Linked DNA regions of Homo sapiens: regions 1 and 3 are each linked to region 2. A link is a loop called in an ENCODE intact Hi-C map of the cell type or tissue named here. Cell type or tissue: B cell. All regions are shown on one strand. Links, peaks and the distances in the headings refer to the core of each region. The heading gives the core; the rest is flanking DNA.

What was found. Hi-C counts contacts between places; a loop is a spot of excess contacts. Peaks named below come from ENCODE experiments on the same cell type or tissue, not always from the same donor. Only the 100,000 strongest peaks of a DNase experiment are listed, where the experiment ranks them.
Region 1: a loop joins it to region 2, with 6 times the contacts of the local background. A loop is called at or near these places in 18 of 110 quality-filtered maps.
Region 3: a loop joins it to region 2, with 5 times the contacts of the local background. A loop is called at or near these places in 4 of 110 quality-filtered maps.

The regions. Positions count from the first base shown.
Region 1 is chr10:33,005,152-33,013,068 of GRCh38, reverse strand. The region is part of intron 2 of ITGB1-DT (ITGB1 divergent transcript); the gene reads right to left. Among named protein-coding and RNA genes, the nearest start is that of ITGB1-DT, 27 kb to the right of the region's middle. In B cell, for the core only: CTCF peaks have their summits at 3,972 and 4,173 (motif pointing right); a DNase peak (open chromatin) is centred at 4,158; H3K4me3 peaks cover 596 bases; H3K27ac peaks cover 939 bases; H3K27me3 peaks cover 593 bases.
Region 2 is chr10:32,441,825-32,449,741 of GRCh38, reverse strand. It overlaps CCDC7 (coiled-coil domain containing 7), which reads right to left and starts at 3,602. Exons shown (of 44, transcript NM_001395015.1): 1 at 3,345-3,602. It overlaps LOC101929431 (a long non-coding RNA gene), which reads left to right and starts at 3,686. Exons shown (of 3, transcript NR_120660.1): 1 at 3,686-4,129; 2 at 7,625-7,917. RefSeq lists a silencer at 3,432-3,661 and an enhancer at 3,732-4,051. In B cell, for the core only: CTCF peaks have their summits at 3,301 and 3,507 (motif pointing left); DNase peaks (open chromatin) are centred at 2,521 and 3,631; H3K4me3 peaks cover 2,319 bases; H3K27ac peaks cover 2,076 bases.
Region 3 is chr10:32,187,137-32,195,053 of GRCh38, reverse strand. It overlaps the pseudogene PPIAP31. Among named protein-coding and RNA genes, the nearest start is that of KIF5B, 130 kb to the right of the region's middle. In B cell, for the core only: CTCF peaks have their summits at 3,755 and 3,961 (motif pointing left); a DNase peak (open chromatin) is centred at 3,983.

The sequences.
Region 1 (7,917 bases), core at 1,871-6,870, 560 kb before region 2:
AAATAATATTTTTGCACACATATTCCAAGAGCTGAATAGTCAATATTATTATGACATGGGTGGAGTTAGTACCTTTTTTTTTTTTTTTTGAGATGGAGTCTCACTCTGTTGCCCAGGCTGGAGTGCAGTGGTGCAATCTCGGCTCACTACAACCTCTGCCACCCAGGTTCAAGCGATTCTCCTGCCTCAGCCTCCTGAGTAGCTGAGAATACAGTGGCAGGCGCCACTGCACCCGGCTAATTTTTCTATTTTTAGTAGAGACAGGGTTTCGCCATCTTGGCCAGGCTGGTCTTGAACTTCTGACCTCGTGATCCATCCACCTCGGCCTCCCAAAGTGCTGGGATTACAGGCATGAGCCACCACACCCGGCCTGGAGTTTGTATCTTAACACACTGGTGTATGAATATTCAGTGGATAGTGAAGTCACACGGCCTTGGCTTCAGAACTGGCACCCACCCACCCTCACCACAACCACCAAGCTATGAAGAATGTGGGGTTGGGGAGACATTTGACTTTCTAAGCCTACAAAAGAGGGCTCTGAATAGCTGGTCTTCCCTCCCACCGGCCTGCTGGGAGAACAGAAGAACACGAGGTTTGCAGTTGTACTTGGTGTTGTCGTCACCATCTGGGCAGTTCCCAGTGGGAATAATTCTGGGCTCTTCTTGAGTCCTCTGCATCTGGTACATTACATGGCAAGTTCCTAGTTGGTTTCAATTCTCATTTTAAAATCTCTTGCCACTTTTATCATGAAACTTTTTAATAACTTGGTCGAAAACCAATATTCTTTCTTTTTTCTTCAACTTTTAAGTTCAGGGGTACATGTGCAGGATGTGCAGGTTTGTTACATGGGTAAACCTGTGCCATGGTAGCTGCACGGACCATCCCATCCCCTAGGTATGAAGCTCAGCACCCATTAGCTATTCTTCCTAATGCTCTCCTTCCCCCTGCACCCCCGTGCCAGGCCCCAGTGTATGTTGTTGCCTGCTATGTGTCCATGTGTTCTTATCATTCAGCTTCCACTTTTAAGTGAGAACATGCAGTGTTTGCTTTTCTGTTCCTGCATTAGTTTGCTGAGGATAGCAGCTCCCAACTCTATCCATGTCCCTGCAAAGGACATGATCTTGTTCCTTTTCATGGCTGCATATATTCCATGGGGCTATGTGCCACATTTTCTTTATCCAGTCTATCACTGATGGGCATTTAGATTGATTTCATATCTTTGCTATTGTGAATAGTGCTGCAGTGAACATACGCGTGCATGTATCTTTATAACAGAATGGCTTCAGTGAACACACGCGTGCATGTATCTTTATAATAGAATGATTTATATTCCTTTGGGTATATACCCAGTAATGGGATTGCTGGGTCAAATGGTATTTCTGCCTCTAGGTCTTTGAGGAATCACCACACTGTCTTCCACAATGGTTGAAATAATTTACATTCCCACCAATAATGTAAAAGCATTCCTTTTTCTTTCCAATCTTGCCAGCATCTGTTGTTTGTTTGTTTGTTAGTTTTTTGCTTTGTAATAATAGCCACTCTGACTGGCATGAGATGGTATCTTATTGTGGTTTCAATTTGCGTTTCTCTAATGATCAGTGATGTTGAGCTTTTTCTCATATGTTTTTGCCGTATGTATGTCTTCTTTTGAGGAGTGTCTGTTCATGTCCTTTGCCCACTTTTTAATGGGGTTTTTTTTTTCTTGTAAATTTTAAAATCAATCTTCTTTATATGTCAATAGTATTATCATAAAATAGAAGTACTAATATTGCATTTCATGACACTTCTAGGTGCAATTATAAAAGTCATTTCTGGCTGGCTTATAATCCCAGCACTTTGGGAGGTCGAGTCAGGAGGCTAGCTTGAGCCCAAGAGTTTGAGACAAGCCTGGACAACAAAGTGAGACTCCCACCTCTACAAAAAGTACAAAATCAACCAGGTGTGGTGGTGCACACCTGTAGTCCCAGCTACTCAGGAGGCTGAGGCAGGAGGATCACCTGAGCCAAGGAGATAAAGGCTACAGTGAACTGTGATAGAGACACTGTACTCTAGCCTGGGCGACAGAGCAAGACCCTGTCTCAAAGCAGAAAGAAAAAATAAAAGTCACTTGTTACAACTATGCATTTAGATTTTCCTTAAACAATCAATTTATGCCTCTCTCTACTGCTTTTGTTTGATTAATACACACGATCATTCTAAATCAGTAGCATTGCATAACAATCTTGTTAACATCTATTTTCTAGGTATTTAATGGACTGATTTCATCAAGGCCATCCCTCTGAACTCCCTGAGTGTAGACATGATATTTTCATTTTACTACCCTGTGCTCCTGCCCAGCACACCCAAGCCTCAGGGCCCAAGCCAGGCATGGAAGAACAAAAGCATCCAAGGAGGCTTCATGGTGCAATTCCAGATGGAAAATGAATCCATCCTGTGGCCAGAGGAGGAACTACCTAGAAATTCTTCCCGACTCCGGTCATTCACTGACAACTCGTTAAAACACCCTTTCGCATGGCAGTGGTTTTTAATTATTCCTCATGTGCCTGTGAGCTCCAAAACCACAGGAGACCTTCCAGCAGGCTAGGAGGGCAGGAAGCAGTTGGAGCCACTGTGGTTTAAAGGAGTAAACAAGCCAGTTCAGGTATTTGGATGAGTGCAGAGGGCTGTGCCGGAGAATGTCATACATGCCCAAGCACTCGTTTGTGGTTTTCAAAAAGGACAAATGGGTGTGGGCTGAAAGTGTGGCATCGCCACCCAGAAAGAACTGAAATTGCCACCCAGGCTGCATAAGCACACACCCTGATTATCATCTGTTGTCTAGCTGCTCCTCACAATATGAGCTTGTGCTCGTTATCTAGAAATCGATCTGAAAATAAATACAGGCTTAGTGCATCACTCTATCAGTATGATGACCGTGGGGTGCACCAGGAAGGGGACTAGACAAGGAGGAAATACCCAGAGCTCCTGTCCTGGCACTGCCATTCCCAAGAACAAGTCTTGAAAATGCTCTGGGCTTCAGCGTCCTCGTTTGTAAATCAGGAATTACAATACCAGCTCCATCTTCCTTGCAGAATTATGAGCTGATAAAGAAAACCAATCGACAAGTATCTTACTGAGCTCACAGTGCTCCCAAACATGTAGACCCCGATGAGGGCTTGAAAAGGGATAAGAAATGGTATCTGGCCTGGAATATTTCCCAATAGATTTTGGATAAGATGAGACTGAAGCCTGTGTATCAATAGTAAACCATTTGACAAGTATTTGCACAAGCACACAGTTATAGAATATAACCTATAACCCTCATAGGATTACTCAGACAAGGGAGAGTGACATGGAGGGGCAACAGCTGGGCTGGATCCTACAGGATGAAAAGGCTTCATCTGGCAAAGGGAGGGAAGGACAGGACCCCATCTGAAGACTCAAAGGCTGCAATGAGCAACACTTCTTCAATGGGCCAGGGAAATGAAAATGTAAGGGTAGGATGACACTGGATTAAAGTAACAGTGAAATCAGATGGAGGAGGTATTTGGAAAGAAAGGGAAATTGAGTTCTAGGGTATTTTCAAAAAATAGTGACAAGTTTAAGGAAGATGAATCTAATGACAGTGTGTAGTCTGGTCAGAGCTAAGATGGAAACTGATATGGAAAAGCATCTATTGCTCACTCTTAGTAGCAGTAAGAAAAAAACTGGTAAGACTAGATGACTTACTAGATACAAGGGAAAGAGTTGGGTTAAAGTTCATTTAAATTTTTTAGCAGGGGGATTACAAGAACTTCTGCTCATTTGAAAGTCAGCAATACGTTCTTGTTTGCTTTGCTTTATTGGAGGATGGGGCCATTTAAAGCCATTGCTCCACATAGTATTCTGATTGCAATTGACTCATATGAATGACAATAATATTCCCTCACCAAGCACAGCTATTTATTACGTGGTTCTGTAAGTGTGGTTTTCTTCCCATCTTGATTTTGCATCAACTCCTGTTCTGTTTTGCAACAAGTCTTCAGCATTATATCATCTTGTTTTTTTTCAACCTGTGGAGCTCTGAAGCTCGGAAAGTAGAATCATCTCATAGAATCCAACAATCTTTATTTGAATCAATGCGGTTTCTGAAGTTTAGCTACCAGAGCATAGTGGCAAGGCGCAAATCCATTTTTGTCCACTAGGTGACAGACAAGAACTACTTTCTCTGCATCCCGCTGGAAAAATGAGAGCCACAATATGGAAAAACTAAGCACTGTGGCTCATACATTTCTATTTGTCTTCTGAACTTAGAAAAGGAAACACCAATTGGTATGCCCAATATCGCTCTGTAGTCCACTGAAAAATGCCGGAAGGGTTTTCAGACTACTGAGTTGGGGTACGGGTACTTTTGCTTTTTGTGTGGTTTTTTTGGAGTTTTTTGTTGCTTGATTGACGTCTTTGTGTTTTGTCCAGGTGAAAAATAGTGGCAGGAACAGATAATGAAGGTGGTAATGATAGTGTTATAAAGTGAGACTATATTGATTATAATGTATTAATTTTTAATTAATTCATTCATTAATTTTTTGCAGTCAGGGTTAAGGGGAGTGCCGGTGGGAAAGGCAGTGGGAATTGTGCAGGTGGAAGACATGATCAAGGTGAATAGCAATGAGACTGTTCCCAAAGGCCATACAGCCTTTGCCACCCTTTTCTAAAATTATTTTTTGAGACAGATTCTCATTCTGTTGCCCAGGCTGGAGTACAGTGGCACGACCATGGCTCATGGCTCACTGCAGCCTCAACCTCCCAGGCTCAAGCGATCCTCTCAGCTCAGACTCCCCAGTAGCTGGGACTGCAGGCGCACAACCCCACATCTGGCTTATTTTATTTTATTATTTTATTTTATTTTATATTTTATTTTATATTTTATTTTATTTTATTATTTTATTTATTTTATTTTATATTTTATTTTTATTTTTTATTTTATTTTATTTTATATTTTATTTTATTTTATTTTATATTTTATTTTATTTATTTTATTTTATTTTGTTTTATTTTATTTTATTTTATTTTATTTTATTTTATTTTATTTTATTTTATTTATTTTTTGAGACAGAGTTTCTCTCTTGTTGCCCTTGTTGCCCAGTCTGGAGTGCAATGGCGCAATCTCTGCTCACTGCAAACTTGGCCTCCTGAGTTCAAGCGATTCTCCTGCCTCAGCCTCCTAAGCAGCTGGGATTACAGGGGCCCGTCACATGCCCAGCCAGCTAATTTTTTGTATTTTTAGTAGAGATGGGGTTTCACCACGTTGGCCAGGCTGGTCTTAAGCTCCTGACCTCAGGTGATCCGCCCACCTCGGCCTCCCAAAGTGCTGGGATTACAGGCATGAGCCACCGCGCCTGGCCCTATTTTTACTTTATTTTAGAGACGGGGTCTCGCTATGTTGCCCGGGATGGTCTCCAACTCCTGGCCTCAAGTGATCCTCCTGCCTTGGCCTCCCAAGGTGCTAGGATTACAGGCAAGAGCCACTGTGCCTGGCCCCTTTTAGAAATGCCCTGGCAATCCAGACAGGGCTGAGAAACATGACTAAAAGTTACTTTACGGAGACATCTAGTTTATTCTTCTTCTGGATAGAACTATACTTAAATCAACAGTACAATGATGCTGACAGTGGGCTTCAAACCTGACTCTAATATTGAATTTCAGCTGGGCATGGTGCTCACGCTTGTAATCTCAGCACTTTGGGAGGCCAAGGCAGGAGGATTACCTGAGATCAGGAGTTCAAGACCAGCCTGGCCAACATGGTGAAATCGTCTCTCTACTAAAAACACAAAAATTAGCTCGGCGTGGTGGTGTGTGCCTGTAATTCCAGCTACTTGGGAGGCTGAGGCAGGAGAATTGCTTGAACCCCGGAGGCTGAGGTTGCATTGAGCTGAGATTGCGCCACTGCACTCCAGCCTGGGTGACAGAGCAAGACTCCATCTCAAAAACAAACAAAAACAACAACAACAATTGAATTGCTTCGAACAGTGGAGTAAGAATGGTTTTAATCAACATCCATTGAGTGTGTATTTTGTCTAACATACTCTACAGTTAGTATTCTTCAATTGATGTCATAACTATCACACCCACCCAAAGGAACTTAAAACTTACTGAAGCTTGTGAGACTGCTGCATATTTTTAAATATTCTAACAACATTCAGTTTTCTCCTACACACTTTCTAACAATATCGACAGCAAAATAAATATTGCTGCATTTGAAAATGAAATTTGAAAACAAACCTCTATTTACAACTCCCTTGGTAAAGTTTCTTTTTGTTTGTTTGTTGAGACAGAGTCTCGCCCTGTGGCCCAGGCTGGAGTGCAGCGGCGCCATCTCAGCTCACTGCAACCTCAGCCTCCTGAGTTCAAGCGATTCTCCCGCCTCAGCCTCCTGAGTAGCTGGGATTACAAGTGCACACCACCATGCCCGGCCTATTTTTCTATTTTTAGTAGAGATGAGGTTTCACCAAGTTGGCCAGGCTGATCTCGAACTCTTGGCTTCAAGTGATGTGCCCACGTCTGCCTCCCAAAGTGCTGGGATTACAGCCATGAGCCATCACGCCTGGCTCCCTTGGTAAAGCTTCTACTATTTTTAGGTAACTGTTTTGAAGATACGTTGTTTTCCTCTCCCAAAAAAGCAAGGAAGACCAGCTATTTAAAGCTAATGAGATCACATTAAAAAGATAGAAATAAATATTTTTACACATTTCCTTAAATCTCAGCATTCTGAATAACTTGGGCTTTCTTTTGATCAACTTCACTAGGAAAAAAACTAACTGATTTGGAGTGATGTTTCCACAAATAGGACTCCCATACATGCTTGCTCATGCCCTCCCTTGAACTTCCTCTGCTGCTTTCTATATATTTAAAGTGGAATGGAAGTTTATTACATGAAAGCAGATGGTGTTTGGCCCTTGTAAAGAAAACCTAAAACGCAGCATGGAGCGACATAAGCACAGTGCCTCCCCCTGCAATTATGTATTTACATCTAAGCTGTGCAATTTAGGTGTGACTTTGGGCAAGACATTCATCTGAGCCTCAGTTTCCCCGACGAGTAAAGGGCCTAGATCACTGACCCACACTTCACTAAGTTTTGGTGAGAATCGCGGGCGCTAACAGCACTCCAATTAAGGTCAAGCACTATGCAAATAGGAGCAGCATTTTTGATGTTGGGAAAGACAGCGCGGAGACCCGGGCTGGCTTCCAGAGGGTGCAGCCCGCCTGCGTTCCCGGGCTGCCGGGCCGCGTCACCACCACCACCGAGCCCGCCTGCGGCAGTGCAAACGCAGTGAGTCATCCGCAGGGCGTGCGGAGTGTGCCGGCTGGGTCCCTGCAGCCCCCAAGCCCGGAGGGATGCGGGAAAATCGCTCTTGGAAGATGCAATTGCTTTAATAATCGACTTTCACCCTTAGTAGCAGAAAAACGACCGTGGCCACAGTACCACAAAGTCTCTGGTATGTGATTTCACTTTCCAGTTTTCCTGGGGAAGCCAGCGGCCTCTGCTTGGGAGCATTATTACCATATATAGAGAGAAATCTGCCTAGTGGGGTGAAAAAAAGAGCCCAGGAGAAGCCTGAGTCAGTTGCCTTAGGTAAGAGTGACTATTGCCAGGGTCAGGATGAGATCTGCCCGTCAGCCGACTTTATTACTAACCCTGTGAAGTTGCAGATGATTCAAACAGCAGAAAAGGGAAGTGTTGCAAACATCAGCACACTCAGGACATCTAACCCGCAGGAGAGGCTGTGAAGCAGTTATTAAAATTCTGGAAAACAGATGAAAGAGACTGTTCTCAACCTTGGGGGGAAAGAAACGTTCCTACCTTTATTTCTAGATTTTTTTTTTTAAGAAAACAACAACAAAAAATTCTAAATAGAAGCAGTTTAGCTAATGATCTAGGACAAAAATCTCTGTGACTTT
Region 2 (7,917 bases), core at 1,393-6,392:
ATTGGGTCCCAATTTCAACATGCGAATTTGGGGATGACACAAGCATTCAGACCACAGGAAATATTTAGCACTTCGAAAACAAATACACCCACATACTTTCCCTAACTTCCAGGAGGAACACAGGCTGAGAACTGGCTTTTGATCATTTCCTAATAATAGATTACCAGACAAACAGGGGACACCCCCAGGGGTATATGAGCTCACAGGCCAAAACAACTTGACAACGGAAAAAAAAACCATTAAAAAATAAAAAATAGGCCAGGCGCATTGGCTCACGCCTGTAATCCCAGTACTTTGGGAGGCAGAGGCGGGTGGATCCCAAGGTCAGGAGTTCGAGACCAGCCTGGCCAATATGGTAAAACCCTGTCTCTATTAAAAATACAAAAAATTATCCAGGCGTGGTGGTGGGCACCTGTAGTCTCAGCTACTCGGGAGGCTGAGGCAGGAGAATCGCTTGAACTCGGAGGTAGAGGTTGCAGTGAGCAGAGACTGCACCACTGCACTCCAGCCTGGGGGATGGAGTAAGACTCCATCTCAAATAAATAAATAAATATAAAAATAATAAACTAAAAAACATGTTTTAGTTGTAGAATCATTAAAACAGAGAGACTAAAAATACATAAACACACAGAAAGAGAATATCAGCCATATGAAACAGGTATAAGAGGAATTTTTAAGACCCAAGTGAAGATATTAAAAAATGAAAAATATAACAGATAAAACAACACGAGTAATCACAAAATAATACTGCTGAAGAATAAAAACTGATGCAAAGAATAAAATCAGTGGAGGAATAATCCAGCTGAAGAATAAAAAATAATGCAAAGATCAGCAGCATTTATCACATATTCCTGAACATTAATAAAATACACATCAATAGTGATAAGTATTAAAAGCTAGTATCAGGTTTGAAAAAAATATAAATAATTAGCAATTCTACTGAAAATGAGAAAATAAAGGCCTATATATTTGTTAATAACAATAAACATGATTCAATTTTTGGAGAAGCAGTATCTAATGTTCAGAAGATCATCCGATATATATGAAGAGACCAATAATAGGATTTTTTTTATTTGCCAGAAACCATGGCAAAAGTTGATGGTATCCTGTTAGCACATTTATGCAAAACATAAATATCAATACCAAATAGTATAACATACTATTTTAGAGAATAAAATATAAAAACAAATAATAAAACTTACAGATGTTATAAATAAAACCACTTTGAATAAAGTTTTAAAAACTAATAATTTCTCAATTATTTTGGACATATGGACAGCAGATAACAATTGTTGATGTAATTATGGATTTCCAAAATGCAGATATTTCAATATGTGAACATTTATTAGGATTTTAACAAGTAGATGACACCCCGCTGGAAAAGAATCATATATATGTGTAAGAGACTACTCATAAAAAATTAAAATTAAAAATATATAATATATATGGGGCCAGGGATACATGCCCTTAAATATGTCTGACAAGCACAAACAGAAAATTCTCAAAAATAAAAATTCTAAACTAGGTTGTGAACAATAGAACGAAAATATCTTAATAGCACTGAAAATGTTTATTTCATCCAAGAATTATACAACTGCTTTTTTGTTTCGATGAAACACTATAGTTAACACTATAGTTAACTGAATGCATAGTTGCCAAGCATAATTTTTAAATCATAATCAAATATGACTTTGCAAAAATAACTTGTCACTAAAAATCCATTTGAAGGAAGAACACAATGCTCTCTTGGAAATTACTGATGATAATAGTAAATAAACACATTATAGAACTTGAACCAAAGCCCCTGCAAAATATTCCCTTTTACATTTTTCGTTTTTTTGAGACAGAGTTTCGCTCTTGTCGCCCAGGCTGGAGTACAATGGCACAATCTTGCTCACTGCAAACTTTGCCTCCCAGGTTCAAGCGATTCTCCTGCCTCAGCCTCCCAAGTAGCTGGGATTACAGGTGCCCACTGCCACGTCCGGCTAATTTTTGTATTTTTAATAGTGACAGGGTTTCACCACGTTGGCCAAGCTGGTCTCGAACTTCTGACCTCAGGTGATCCTCCCACCTCAGCCTCCCAAAGTGCTGGGATTACACGCCTGAGCCACTGTGCGCCCTGCTCCCTTTTACATTTTTCTCATGCCGATTGTGACACGATGCTTTCAGTAAAAATTAATGATACAAGCAAAATGATGCAGAAACCAAGATTAAATTTACAAAATTGAAAAGCCTCAAAAGAATTCTGAATAAATTACATTGCCAAAGAAACTCCATCAAAACCTTCAGGTCCAAGCAAACATCAAAAATTCCATCAAAACCATCAGGACCAGGAAACAGGACGTAAGAAGAGTGGCCAATGAGCCAATAAGTAAAACCAAAAGGTTATATATACATAGAAAGCAAGGAAAAGAAAATATCACCAAGGACCGAGTGATGAACTACGTCAAATGCTGAGTCAAGTAAAATGAAGACTAAGCTGACACTGGATTTGGCAACATGGAGGTAGGTCATTTGTAACCTGAAGAACGGCAACAATTTCAGTAGAATGATCGAGGTAAATATCTGACTTACCGTTCAAAAGAGAGGAAGTAGGAACAATGAATTGAATATAAGCACTGTAGAGAAATTTTACTATAAAAGGGAGTAAAGAAATACAGTATTACTAGAAGAAAACATGGTCAAGAGGAAAGTTCGATGGAAAAAAGAACAAGTGTATATGCTGTTATGGATTGCATTGTGTCCTCTCTCCCCAAAAAAGTGTGAGGGAGGGAGGGAGGGAGGGAGGGAGGGAGGAAGGGAAGAGGGGAAGGAAGGAAGGGAGGGAGGGAGGGAGGCAGGCAGGCAGGCAGGCAGGCAACGCTCACTTGGTGCAAAAAAAAAGAACCTGACAAATGCTCCGATGAAGTTCACATAAATACAAAAATAGTCACACGCAATGAATACTCGTATTAGCAAGCAAATATTTAAGGACTTTACATATTTAATTCATTTATCCCTCCTAACAATGCTAGGAAGTGGATGTCAGCATTACTTCGCCCAAGTGCATCCGTCCCTTTCCGCCACCACGACAAATGTTTTCTGGTTTCATCCTTCAAGGATTAACTTACATTCATTTCAAATCCTTTAATGATAAAGTGTACAAAATAGAGGAGAGCGGCAGGGGTTGGCAGGGGACGTAGGGAAAGGATGATTTGCCTTCGATCCTACATCCTGCATAAAAAGCAGCACAACCGCCACGGAGGCAGCCAGGCAGCGGGAAAACTAAGTGCAAAGCCAGGACTCTCCCGAAACCCTCAGGTCCTGCTAAGGGAGCCGCTCCCGAGGCTCCCCGCCCTGTGTACCTGCTGAGACTGTGGGAAGTCGGGTGACTGGGCGGTTTGGCCTTGCTGGCTCTAAGGTGAAAAACTATTTGCCTGAGGAAGATGACAATTCCGAGCCTGCCAGACTTCCTTCGAGACGGAAGCCTGAAAACTCCTCAGACTCCAGCACCTCCCTTTTACAAACTGACGTTTGTGCTGAAAGAAAAGGCCCGGCCTCTGCGCCCCCGGGCGGCAGCAAAGACCGCCGGGCACCCGCCGCCGGCGCCGGATGGGGCCGTTGAAGCCACGTCCCAGGCGCCCGACGCCACGACGCCTTGGCGCCGCCGGCGTCGCTGACGCTGCGAGCGTGAGCTGCGCGCCGAGAGCGGAAGAGGAGACGCAGTTTGGCGGCTGTGGGGATTTGCCGGAAGGTTAATAATGTCCATGGGCACATCGGCCTCCTCCTTTCTTATTCTCTCCCAAGTGTAATTCCAGGACGCCCCCTGAGCGCAGATTCATCCAGGCATTTGGCCTAGAGGCCCGCGGAGGAGAAATAAAGTACAGGCCTGGTAGGACCTTTGAGAACCTGGGCTTCAGCTACAAAACCAGAGCCCCAGTCCTTCATCTGCTGTCTCCTCAAGCTCTTTTCAGTGTATTGTGGAGTTCATTACCACTCTAAGCTCGCACGGAAGTGTACACCAGCTTCGTGATCTTAAAAGCAAAACAAAATCAAATGGACTAGGAATTAACTTGAAGCAGAGTTGTGACACTTAAGTGGTTTCTTGCCATCAGTTTCCACGCACTGCTTTAAGATGCAATTTTACAAGGTAGAGTTTTTTAGATAATTTGACCTCAAGAAATATATTAATTTTGTCTTTAAGTTGAACGAAGTAAAATGTTTTTAATATTTTAAAATATTAATTGATACAATTTAACTGTTAATAATGCCTGTGTGTAAATGAAAGGAATAGGAAAGATGGAACTAAAACTAAAAACCAGGAGGTTTAAAGGAGACCTTAGATTTGACTTAGTAGATTTCAACTATTTTCTAAAACTCTGAAAATTCATTATATCTAATTATTTCTAATTTTCCAGTAAAATCTGAATGCCTCACAAGAGATTCCTGAAAATTTATCAGCTCCCAAGAGCTGGTGTAGGCTAGCTCCATCACACCACTAGGAGTTACCATTGGGGTTGCCTGGAAAGGGAAAACAACACATCTTCTGGTGTACCAGAAATGTTCTGTCTTCTGCTCTTTCTGGGTGTGTTCAAAAATTCATGAAGGCAGGCTGGGCGTGGTGGCTCGCACCTGTAATCCCAGCACTTTGGGAGCCTGAGGCAGTGCATCACTCGAGGTCAGGAGTTCGAGACTAGCCTGGCCAACATGGTGAAACCCCATCTCTACTAAAAATACAAAAATTAGCCGGGCGTGATGGCGGGTGCCTGTAATCCCAGCTACTTAGGAGGCTGAGGCAGGAGAATCACTTGAACCCAGGAGGTGGAGGTTGCAGTGAGCCGAGATTGTGCCATTGCGCTCCAGCCTGGGCAACAGAGCGAGACTCCATCTAAAAAAGAAAAAAAAAAAAAAACATGAAGGCATATGCTTATTTATGCACTTTTCAGTATGTGTGTTTTATGTCAGTAACAAAGAAAATGTACATATAAATGATCAGATTTATTAAGCTTTCCACCAACAATTTTTTATTTTTTAAAGTTGGCAATAAAATTAAGAAAGTAGTTTAGAAAGAATTGAATTGCTAAATTCCAAATCTCCCAAAACCGTTGTAAATGAAAGGGATAGGAAAGATAGAACTAAAAGTCAGGAGAGATTAAAGAAGACCTTAGATTTGACAAAGCCAATTTCAGTTATTTTCTAGAACCCTGAAAATAGATTACATCTAGTCATTTCTAATTTTGTTGGTAAAATCTTAACGGTCAAGTTGTCAAGTTAGCATACATTAGCAAAACTCTCAGCATGAGTCTAGCCAAAAGTTCACCATTCATATCTGTGGCCTTAATAGCACAGCTAAGAACCACAGAAAAGTTATCAGTGCTGACAATGTAAAGCAAAGAAGTTTAAAAAGTTAATAAATTTAAGCATGTAATATCAAATTTTGCAGTGGTTTGAGTCTGTGACATGAATCGATTATTCTTTGAAAACAAACAATACTTATGAATAGAGAGGAACTTTTTCATCTGATGAAGGACATCTGTGAACTATCTCCAGCTAACATCATTTTCAATAGTGAAAAATTGATTTTTCCTTAAGATTGGAAGGAGGCAAGGATATTTGCTCTCACTATGTCTATTCAGTATTATACTGGAGGTCTTAACAAGTGCAATAAGGCAAGAAAAAGAAATAAAGGCATAATGATTTCAATGAAAGAAATAAAGCTGTATTCCCAGACAACATACAATTTCCAGACATCTACAATGAAAACTATATAACATTACTGAGAGAAATTAAAGAAGATCCAAATTAATGGAGATTATGTACCATATTAATGGATTAGAAGACCCAATATTGCTAAAATGTCAACTTTTTAAGTCTATGTCTATCAATATTTATCTACACATTAAATGCGTTTATGATCAAAATCCAAGAAGATTATTTTCTAGAAATTGGGAAAATAATTTTGCAATTTATATGGAAATGAAAAAGGCTAGAGCCAAAACAATCTTGAAAAAAATAAGCAAATATTTAAATGACATATACTACAGGTTTTCAAGAGTTATAAAGTTATAGTAAAATAGTATATTACACGAAGTTAGACAAAAATGGAACAAATAGAGGGTTAAGAAATATATCCACATATATAAAGTCAATTGATTTTAAACAGTGCCAGTGCACTTCAATGGGGAAAGAAAAATCTTTCCAACAATGAAAATGAAAGCTGATATCATTGAGAGAAAAAAAATTATCCATGACCCCTGCCTCGTGCCATACCTGAAAGTTAATTTAAATTAAATCATAGACTTTGTGCCATGGACACATACCATACATATTATCCTTCAAGGGATAATGTGAAGGGTTCTGCTTCCAGCCAAGATGGAGTAACAGCAACTGGGTTTATGTGAAGGGTTCTGCTTCCAGCCAAGATGGAGTAACAGCAACTGGGTTTATCCTCCTGTCTGGAATAAGTAAAGAATCAGACAAAATATATGAAACAATGAATTTTTATACCTCGGTTATCAGATAATGATAATGACCCCTGCATAACAGGAAACAAATTTAAGATGATCCCTATTATTTCCTAAGCTTACTCCCTGAAGACAGGTGGTTCCAAGTCATGATACAAAGAACAGAAAACCCAGGCAGCTTCTAGCGGTCTCTGAGTTGAGGGAAGGAGGTGTCCAGGAAGGCCAAGGAAGCTAGAGTTCAAAGGAGAGAATCCGAGAGAAGAAATTAAAGAACAAAGAGAGCTCCATAAATCTTCAGGGGACCCCTTTAGTCTTCAACTGGGTAATGATCACTGTATACATGTATGAAAACTATCCATGGCCAGGGAAAGAACCACGTGGAAGCATGATAGGATATGACACTCAGTGCCATGATAGGATATGATACTCAGTGCTCAGAATATTTCATGTTACCACCAGCTAGAGTCAAAAGTTTTATAATTTAAGGGGCAGTGAGTAAAGTGCTCAAAAGGGTTTTGCCTCAGGAAGGGTTCAAAAACAGTCTTACACTAAACACTCCTCTGGACCTGTCAAACAAAGCTTAAAAGTAAGATCTGAAAGGATTGAATGTTTCCAGTAACTTAGCTGAGACCCAAAACACAGCTCAAGAATATTTATAGGCATACAAAACCTTCCAGCACTCAATAAGATAAAAAGTTACAGTGATAACTACAAAAAATTGCTGAGAGAAAATAAAAAGACCTAAATAAATGAAGATACACTGTGTTCATGAATCAGAAGATTTAATAATGTTAGGATGTCAGTTCTCCCCAAATTGATCTATAAATCCAATGCAATTCCATTGAAACTACCATCAGGCTTTTGTGAAGCAATTTGCAACCTGACGCTAAAGTTCATTTGGAAATAGGAAGGATCTGCAATAGCCAGAATGACTTTTTAAAAGAAAAACAAAATTGGAGGTATACATTACAAGAAGTATAGTCAGGGAGCATTGAGTGCCCTGGAAATAAAGTCTTGTTTGCATTTATTGGGTATCCCCTTTCCCCCTACCTCCACCAAAATGGCACTCATATTACTCATGAGGCACAGGTTGACCATGCCTCCAACATGGCCTCCCAATCAACAATACACCTTAGGATTCCCAGTTCAGTTTGAATAATTGAGCATCCTTGTTTTTGTAGGTACCACATGATGGAAGTCAGTCCAATCTTTCCTATCCTGTTTCATCCACCACCACAAAATACCTAAGTGACAGCTATGGGACTATCTACAGGCAATACATACAAGCTGTTGACAAGTTTTTGCATGGAAAATGAAGAAGCTGAGACCATTCACTGCTGTTTCTAATAGACTTCTCAGAAAGAATAAGAGAATAGTAATCAAATTGTGGTCAAAGCCATCTAACAGAGGATAACAGACCCAGGAATCAGTTAAATTCAAGGACTTGAAACAGTTTGCAAAAGCTGCAGCAGGG
Region 3 (7,917 bases), core at 1,871-6,870, 260 kb after region 2:
AAAAAAAAAAAAAAAGAAAACCCTAAATATTTCTGAAAATTATTAGAACTGATACATGAATGTAGCAAAGTTGCAGGATAAAAAATCAACATGCAAAGTCAGTTACATTTCTATATGCCAAGAATTAACAATCTGATAAGATAAATTTTAAAAACTATTTTATTTATTTATTTTTATTTTATTTATTTATTTATTTTTTTGAGACAGAGTCTCGCTCTGTTGCCAGGCTGGAATGCGGTAGCGCGATCTCAGCTCACTGCAACCTCCGCCTCCTGGGTTCAAGTGATTCTCCTGCCTCAGCCTCCAGAGTAGCTGGGATTACAGGCACGTGCCACCACGCCCAGCTAATTTTTGTATTTTTAGTAGAGACGGGGTTTCACCATGTTGGCCAGGATGGCCTTGATCTCTTGACCTCATGATCCACTTGCCTCAGCCTCCCAAAGTTTACAGGCTGTAATCCCAAAGGGATTACAGGTGTGAGCCACTGCACCTGGCCAAAACTATTTTATTTATAATAGTATCGAAGAGAATAAAATGCTTAGAATAAGCTTAATCAAGGAGACGAAAGACTTGTACAATAAAAACTATAAAACATTGGTGAATAAAATTAGGGCACAAATAAATAGAAAAAGGTCTCATGTCCATAGAATGTATGACTTACTGTTGTTAAGATGTTTATACTATGCAAAGCAATCCACAGGTTCAAATCCTATCCAAATCCCAATGATATTTTTTGCAGAAATAGAAAAATCCATACTAAAATTATAATTAATATGAAATCTCAAGGGACCCCAAATAGCCAAAACAGTCTTTTCCTTTTTTTGAGATGAAGTCTCACTCTGTCACCCAGGCTGGAGTGCAGTGGCACCATCTGGGCTCATTGCAACCTCCGCCTCCCAGTTTCAAGCAATTGCCCTGCCTCGGCCTCCTGAGTAGCTGAGATTACAGGTGTACACCACCATGCCCAGCTAATTTTTGTATTTTTAGTAGAGATGGGGTTTCACCATGTTGGGCAGGCTGGTCTCAAACTCCTGACCTCGTGATCCGCCTGCCTCGGCCTTCCAAAGTGCTGGGATTACAGGTGTGAGCCACCGCACCTGGCTGAAAACAATCTTAAAAAAGAACAAAGCTGGAGGACTCGCCCCCTCCTGATTTCAACAAAGCTACAATAATCAAAACAGTGTGGTACTGGCATTAAAAAAAAGACATATAGACCAATGGAATGGGGTAGACAGCCCCAAAATAAACCATTGCATATATGGTCAAATGATTTTCAACAAGGATGACAAGACCATTCAATGGAGAAAGGACAGTCTTTTCAAAAATTGATGTTGGGAAAACTGGATATCCACATACAAAAAAAATGAAGTAGGACTCATATACAAAATTAACTCAAAATAGATCAAAAACATAAATATAAGACCTAAAACTATAAAACTCTTAGAAGAAAACATACAAGAAAATCTTCATGACATAAGATCTGGCAGTGACTTTTTGGATATAACACCAACACACAGACAACAATAAAAAAGACATAAATTGGATTACATCAAAATTAAAAACTTATTTGAATCAAAGGACACTATCAACAGAGTGAAAAGCCAAAAACCCATGGAATGGGATAAAGCATTTGCAAATCATATATCTAATAAGGAGTTAATAGCTAGAATATATAAAGAACTCTCACAACTCAACAACAAAACAACCCAATTTAAAAATTGGCAAAGAACTTCAAAGAAGATACACAAATGGCCAATAAGCACATGAAAAGATGCTCAGTATTGCTAATCATTAGGGAAATCCAAAGCGAAACCACCTCATGAGATACCACCTCATACATATTAGAATGGCTGCTCTCAAAAACAAACAAACAAACAAAAATCACAAACACAAAAAGCAAAAAATAACAAGTGTTGGCAAGAAATGGTGAATGTGGAACCCTCCTACACTGCTGGTAAAAATGTAAAGTGGTGCGGCCACTGTGGAAAATCGCATGACGGCTCCTCAAAAAATTGAAAATAGAACTACCACATTATCTGGCAGTTTTCTTTCTGAGTATACACCCAAAATAATCAAAAGTAGGGCCTTGGAGAGATATTTGTATACCTATATTCATAGCACCATTATTCACAATAACCAAAAGGTAGAAGCAACCCAAATGTCCATTGATGGATGAGTAGATAAACAAATTGTGATATATACCTACCATGGAATATTATTCAGCCTTAAAAAGGAAGTACATTCTGACACATACTACAATGTGGATGAAATTTGAGGACATTATCCTATGTGAAATAAGCTACAGGACTAAGTGAAATAAGCTAGTCACAAAATACTGTATGATTCCACATATATGAGGTCCCTGGAGTAGACAAAGTCATAGAGACAGAAAGCAGAATGGTGATTTCCAGAGCCTGGGAAACTGAGGGAATCGAGCTGTTGTTTAATGGGTACAGAGTTTTAGTTTGGGAAGATGAAAATGTCTGGTGATGGACGGCAATGATGGTTGTACAACAATGTGAATGTACCTTAATGCCGCTTAAAATGGCTAAAATGGTAAGTTTTATGTTCATTATATTTTACCATAATTAAAAAAAAATACTGTATTGGGAAAAATAATAGAATAGCAAGTTTTCTATTAAAATTGCCTTTAATTACCAAAAAATTAGTAAGATTTAATGTAGGGTTTTTTGCAGATACCCATTACCAAATTAAAGTTTGTTTTTAAATTTAATTTTATTATTATTTCACTCTGTTGATAGTGTCCTTTGATTCAAAGATGTTTTTAATTTTTAATTTTATTATTAATAAATTTATTATTATTATTTTTTGAGACCAGTCACCCAAGCTGGAGTGTAGTGGTGCAATCTCGGCTCACTGCAACTTCCACCTGCTTGGTTCAAGCCATTCTCCCACCTCAGACTCCTGAGTATCTGGGATTATAGGTGTGCACCACCACACTCAGCTAATTTTTTGTATTTTTGGTAGAGATGGGGTTTTGCCATGTTGGCCAGGCTGGTCTCGAACTCCTGACCTCAGGTGATCCACCTGCCTTGGTCTCCCAAAGTGCTGGGATTATAGGCATGAGCCACTGCCCCCAGCCAGAAGTTTCCGTCTATTCACAGTTTGCAATGAGTTTTTACTTTGAATGAGTATTGAATTTTGGTGGAGACTTTCCTGTATCTAATGAGTAAATTATACAATTTTCCTCCTTTATTCTCTTAGTACATAAGTTACATTGTTTGTTTCTCAAATATTTAACCAACTTCGCAATTTTGGAATAAACATAAATTGGTTGGAAAAAATAAAAATTCCACCAACTTATCATAGGATTATTATATAATATGCAACATAATAACTGGCAGTACAATAAGTGCTCAATAAATGTTTCCAGCCATTTTTAAAATCACAAACTTGAGAGAAAAGGCTGAAATGTTACTCTAAATTCTCCTGCAAGAGTTTACTGAGCAAATATATACAACTCTTATATAGCAATGAAAGTAAATAATTTAAAAAATGCTTGCTGAGGATTCTGTCCTTTCAATTCTTGGGGAACAGTATCTGAGTGATCTGTGGCCAGTGAACTCTCCAAAAAAATTATTTCTAAGAATAGATTGCTGCAAATATGGGGAGCTCCTAAATATGAAACAAGCATTGTCACCAGGGAATGCTGAGAATCCTGCAAGATAAATAGAAATTTAACATTCAGTGTGCTTAAGTAGTAGTCACAATAATTAATACTCTTAAGCAGAATTATATGCCAAATTCTGGCCAGGACATAGCATTAGACAGTTTTTCTGCCCAAAGAGCACTTTGCTGCTCACTTATTTACATTTTCCATTATTTGGAACCCAAATAGATTTTTCTTACTTTGTTACATTAAAAGTCACTGTGGAATACAGTTACAGAGAACCCAAAAAGTATTTTAAGATTTGAAAGTGATTGTCTGGGTAGTTTTTAGACCAAAAGTTGCCATCTAGTGGCACTAATTATTAGTGCAGACACAGTGAAACAAAAGAAAAAAAAGGGAACTAATATTTTTCTAGAAACTGTTCTGTGCCAAGCACTGCAATAGGTACTTTATTTCTTTACATCTTTTAGTCTTCTCCCATCTTCTTTGTTATGAATGTGTCACTTCTGTCATGCCTCCTCACAAGCTGATGATGAGAAGCAAAAGAGTTGTTTCTGTTAACATTTCATGGAGATGCAATAGGAGAAAAGCCAGAGAGGAGTAGTCTAGAAATGGAAGCTTCATTAAAAGAGAGAGAGCAATACAGAATGAGGAGTTCTAGGACTCACATATCAGGCACCTTCTTCCATGATCATGTGAGTTACATGAATCAGTGGATCCCCACATTGCCTCGGATGTAAGAACTCCGTAGAAAGCAGTGAGAACAGTGACCGTGATGCTGATAACTGTATCATAAGCTTTTTGGGACAGAGACCACATCATATAGTGTTTGCATTCTCTGTGGTCCACGAAGCCTCTTCTGTAAGAGCACTCATCCTGTTCATGAGGACTCCACCTTTATGACCTAATCACCTTTGGGAGGTGCAAGATAAATAGAAATTTATCACCTCCACACCTACAATACAATCACATTAGGGATTAGGTGTCAACATGTGAATTTTTTTTTTTTTTTTTTTTTTTTTTTAGACACAGTCTTGCTCTGTTGTCCAGGCTAGAGTGCAGTGGCACTATCTCTGCTCACTGCAACCTTCATCTCCCGGAGTCAAGTGATTCTCCTGCCTCAGCCTCCCGAGTAGCTGGGATTACAGGCGTGCACCACCACGCTGGGTGAATTTTTGTATTTTCAGTAGAGCCAGGGTTTCACCATGTTGGCCAGGCTGGTTTTGAACTCCTGACCTCAGATGATCTGCCTGCCTTGGCCTCCCAAAGTGCTGGGATTACAGGTGTGAGCCACTGTGCCCAGCTTCGACATGTGAATTTTGAGGGGACTTAAACATTCAATCTACAGAAGAAACTAAATATCCCCACTCCTCTGAGGGCAAGAGGAAGAAAGGCTTTGGTCTGCCTCCTGCTCTGTCCACAAGCCTGGGTCCAGGCGGCTGGGAAAGGAACCCTGAGGACTTTCCTAACTAGTCACTTGAAGTCCACTTCATCAATAACGATGCCCCAGCTACCTTGGGAGAAATGGCCTCTCGCCCAGCAGGGATGCAGAATGAGAACTTTCACAAGAATGTTGACTGAAGGAGGTAATCAATACTCTTGCAGTTATTTCAAACACAAAAGCCTATGAAGGCAACTCAATTACTCTCACGCCTCCTTTTCTGACTTACTTTCAGAACCTTGTCAAAGGCTAGTAGTGTTGGGTGCCTTTTTTTTTTTTTATTCATTTACTTACACTATTCAAGCATGCTCTTTTCCTGGTAGAATTTTTTCTGCTTTCTGGATAAAGACACCCAGTGTCCAAAAAGTGAACAGCATGGGAATATGGAGACTTATCAGATGGAACTTTGACCTCCAAAGAGGCTTTGCTGCATCTTTTCTTCCTTCCTTGTCTGTTTTGTCATTTCCTATTTTTTTTTTTTTTTTTTTTAGACAGAGTCTTGCTCTGTCACCCAGGCTGGAGTGCAGTGGCAAGATCTTGGCTCACGGCAACCTCCACCTCCTGGGTTCAAGTGATTCTCCTCCCTCTGTCTACAGAGTAGCTGGGATTACAGGTGCCCACCACCACGCCCAGCTAATTTTTTTTTTTTTTTTTAAAGTAGAGACGGGGTTTCACCATGTTGGCCAGGCTGGTCTACAACTCCTGGCTTCCAGTGATCCACCCACCTCGGCATCCCAAAGTGCTGAGATTACAGGCATGAGCCACCATGCCTGGCCTATTTTGTCATTTCTTATTTTCATTTATTTGGTTCTTTTTATCTGGCAGTGTTGTAGGAGTTATTAAGAAATTATTGGCTGGGTGCGGTGGCTCACAGCCTATAATCCCTGCTCTTTGGGAGGCCGAGGCAGGTGGATCACTGGAGGTCAGGAGTTCCAGACCAGCCTGACCAACAAGGTGAAACCCCATCTCTACTGAAAAATACAAAATTAGCTGAGCATGGTGGCAGGCATCTTTAGTCACAGCTATTCGGGAGGCTGAGACAGCAGAATTGCTTGAACCCGAGAGGTGGAGGTTGCAGTGAGCCGAGATTGTGCCACTGCACTCCAGCCTTGGTGATGGAGCCAGACAGACGCTGCTGCCGAGGAAAACCTTGTATTATTAGGCATGGTCAACCCCACCGTGTTCTTCGACATTGCCATCGACGGCGAGCCCTTGGGCCGCGTCTCCTTTTAGCTGTTTGCAGACAAGTTCCCAAAGACAGCAGAAAATTTTCGTGCTCTGAGCACTGGAGAGAAAGGATTTAGTTATAAGGGTTCCTGCTTTCACAGAATTATTCCAGGGTTTATGTATCAGGGTCGTGACTTCACACGCCATAATGGCACTGGTGGCAAGTCCATCTATGGGGAGAAATTTGAAGATGAGAACTTCATCCTAAAGCATACAGGTCCTGGCATCTTGTCCATGGCAAATGCTGGACCCAACACAAATGGTTCCCAGTTTTTCATCTGCACTGCCAAGACTGAGTGGTTGGATGGCAAGCATGTGGTCTTTGGCAAAGTGAAAGAAGGCATGAATATTATGGAGGCCATGGAGCGCTTTGGGTCCAGGAATGGCAAGACCAGCAAGAAGATCACCATTGCTGACTGTGGACAACTCGAATAAGTTTGACTTGTGTTTTATCTTAACCACCAGACCATTCCTTCTGTAGTTCAGGAGAACACCCTTCCACCCCATTTGCTCGCAGTATCCTAGAATCTTTGTGCTCTTGCTGCAGTTCCATGTTTTCCTTGTTCCCTCCCATGCCTAGCTGGATTGCAGAGTTAAGTTTATGATTATGAAATAAAAACCAAATAACAAAAAAACAAGAAAAGAAATTATTTTAGTCAGATAGAGACAAAAGGGGTCCTTTGGAAGTTTTCGTTTTTTAAAGCATCTCTGGAAAAGTTTCTTGTAAAGCCCCAGCTCTTAGAGCCAGGCTGGCAACCTTTGATAAGCAAATGATGGCCATTAGAAACTGGGTCCACCCAAACATGGCCATTCCTGCAGCCTTCTTGCCCTTGCCCCACATGTTCCTGGCAATATGGCCGCCCCCGCATATCCCCACATGTGTAGAACATCATGGCACCCTGTATTTGCATATTAAAAAGCTAGGGTGGGAGAGCCAGCTTTTTCACGGGCTACGTGAATGACATGCCTGGCCAAACCAATCCCCTGAGCCCTATGTAAATCAGACACCACCTCCTCCAGCCTCTGTATATATACCTGGCTGGTATCCGTGGCAGGTGGGGTTTCCTCTTTTGGCTTTAGAGGCCCCCCTCCCTCTGTCTCTGTATGGGGGAGGGTCTTCCTTCTGTCTTCTCCCTTCCTTCTTGCCTATTAAACTCTCCAGTCATTAAAACTACTCCACGTGTGTCCCTGCCGTTTTTTCTAATTCAACTTGAGAGGAAGAACCTGGTGTTCCTTCACTCATTGGAGCTGTATCAGCAGCTCCACTTAACTTAAATCTCAGAGCTAAAAATGTTGCCTTAAAGAAATTTTTTTAAAGAACAGGTTTAGAGAAATTAGTGGTCTCAAAACTGGAGTAGGGACTTAATTTTTGTCAAGTTAGGGTTGTAGGAGAAACCAGGAAAAGTATTACTGTTCTCTCTACAGCTAAGACAGAGATTTAGGGGGATATGCTGAGGCACACCACTTCCCTAAATTTAGTAACTTGCTAGAGAGCTCCAAGACTCAATAGGAAATTATACTCATGGCTCAGATTTATTACAGCCAATGATACAGAATAAAAGCAAGCAGGAAATAGACATGCAATGGAGGAGTCCAGAGAGGTCTCACACAGGCTTCG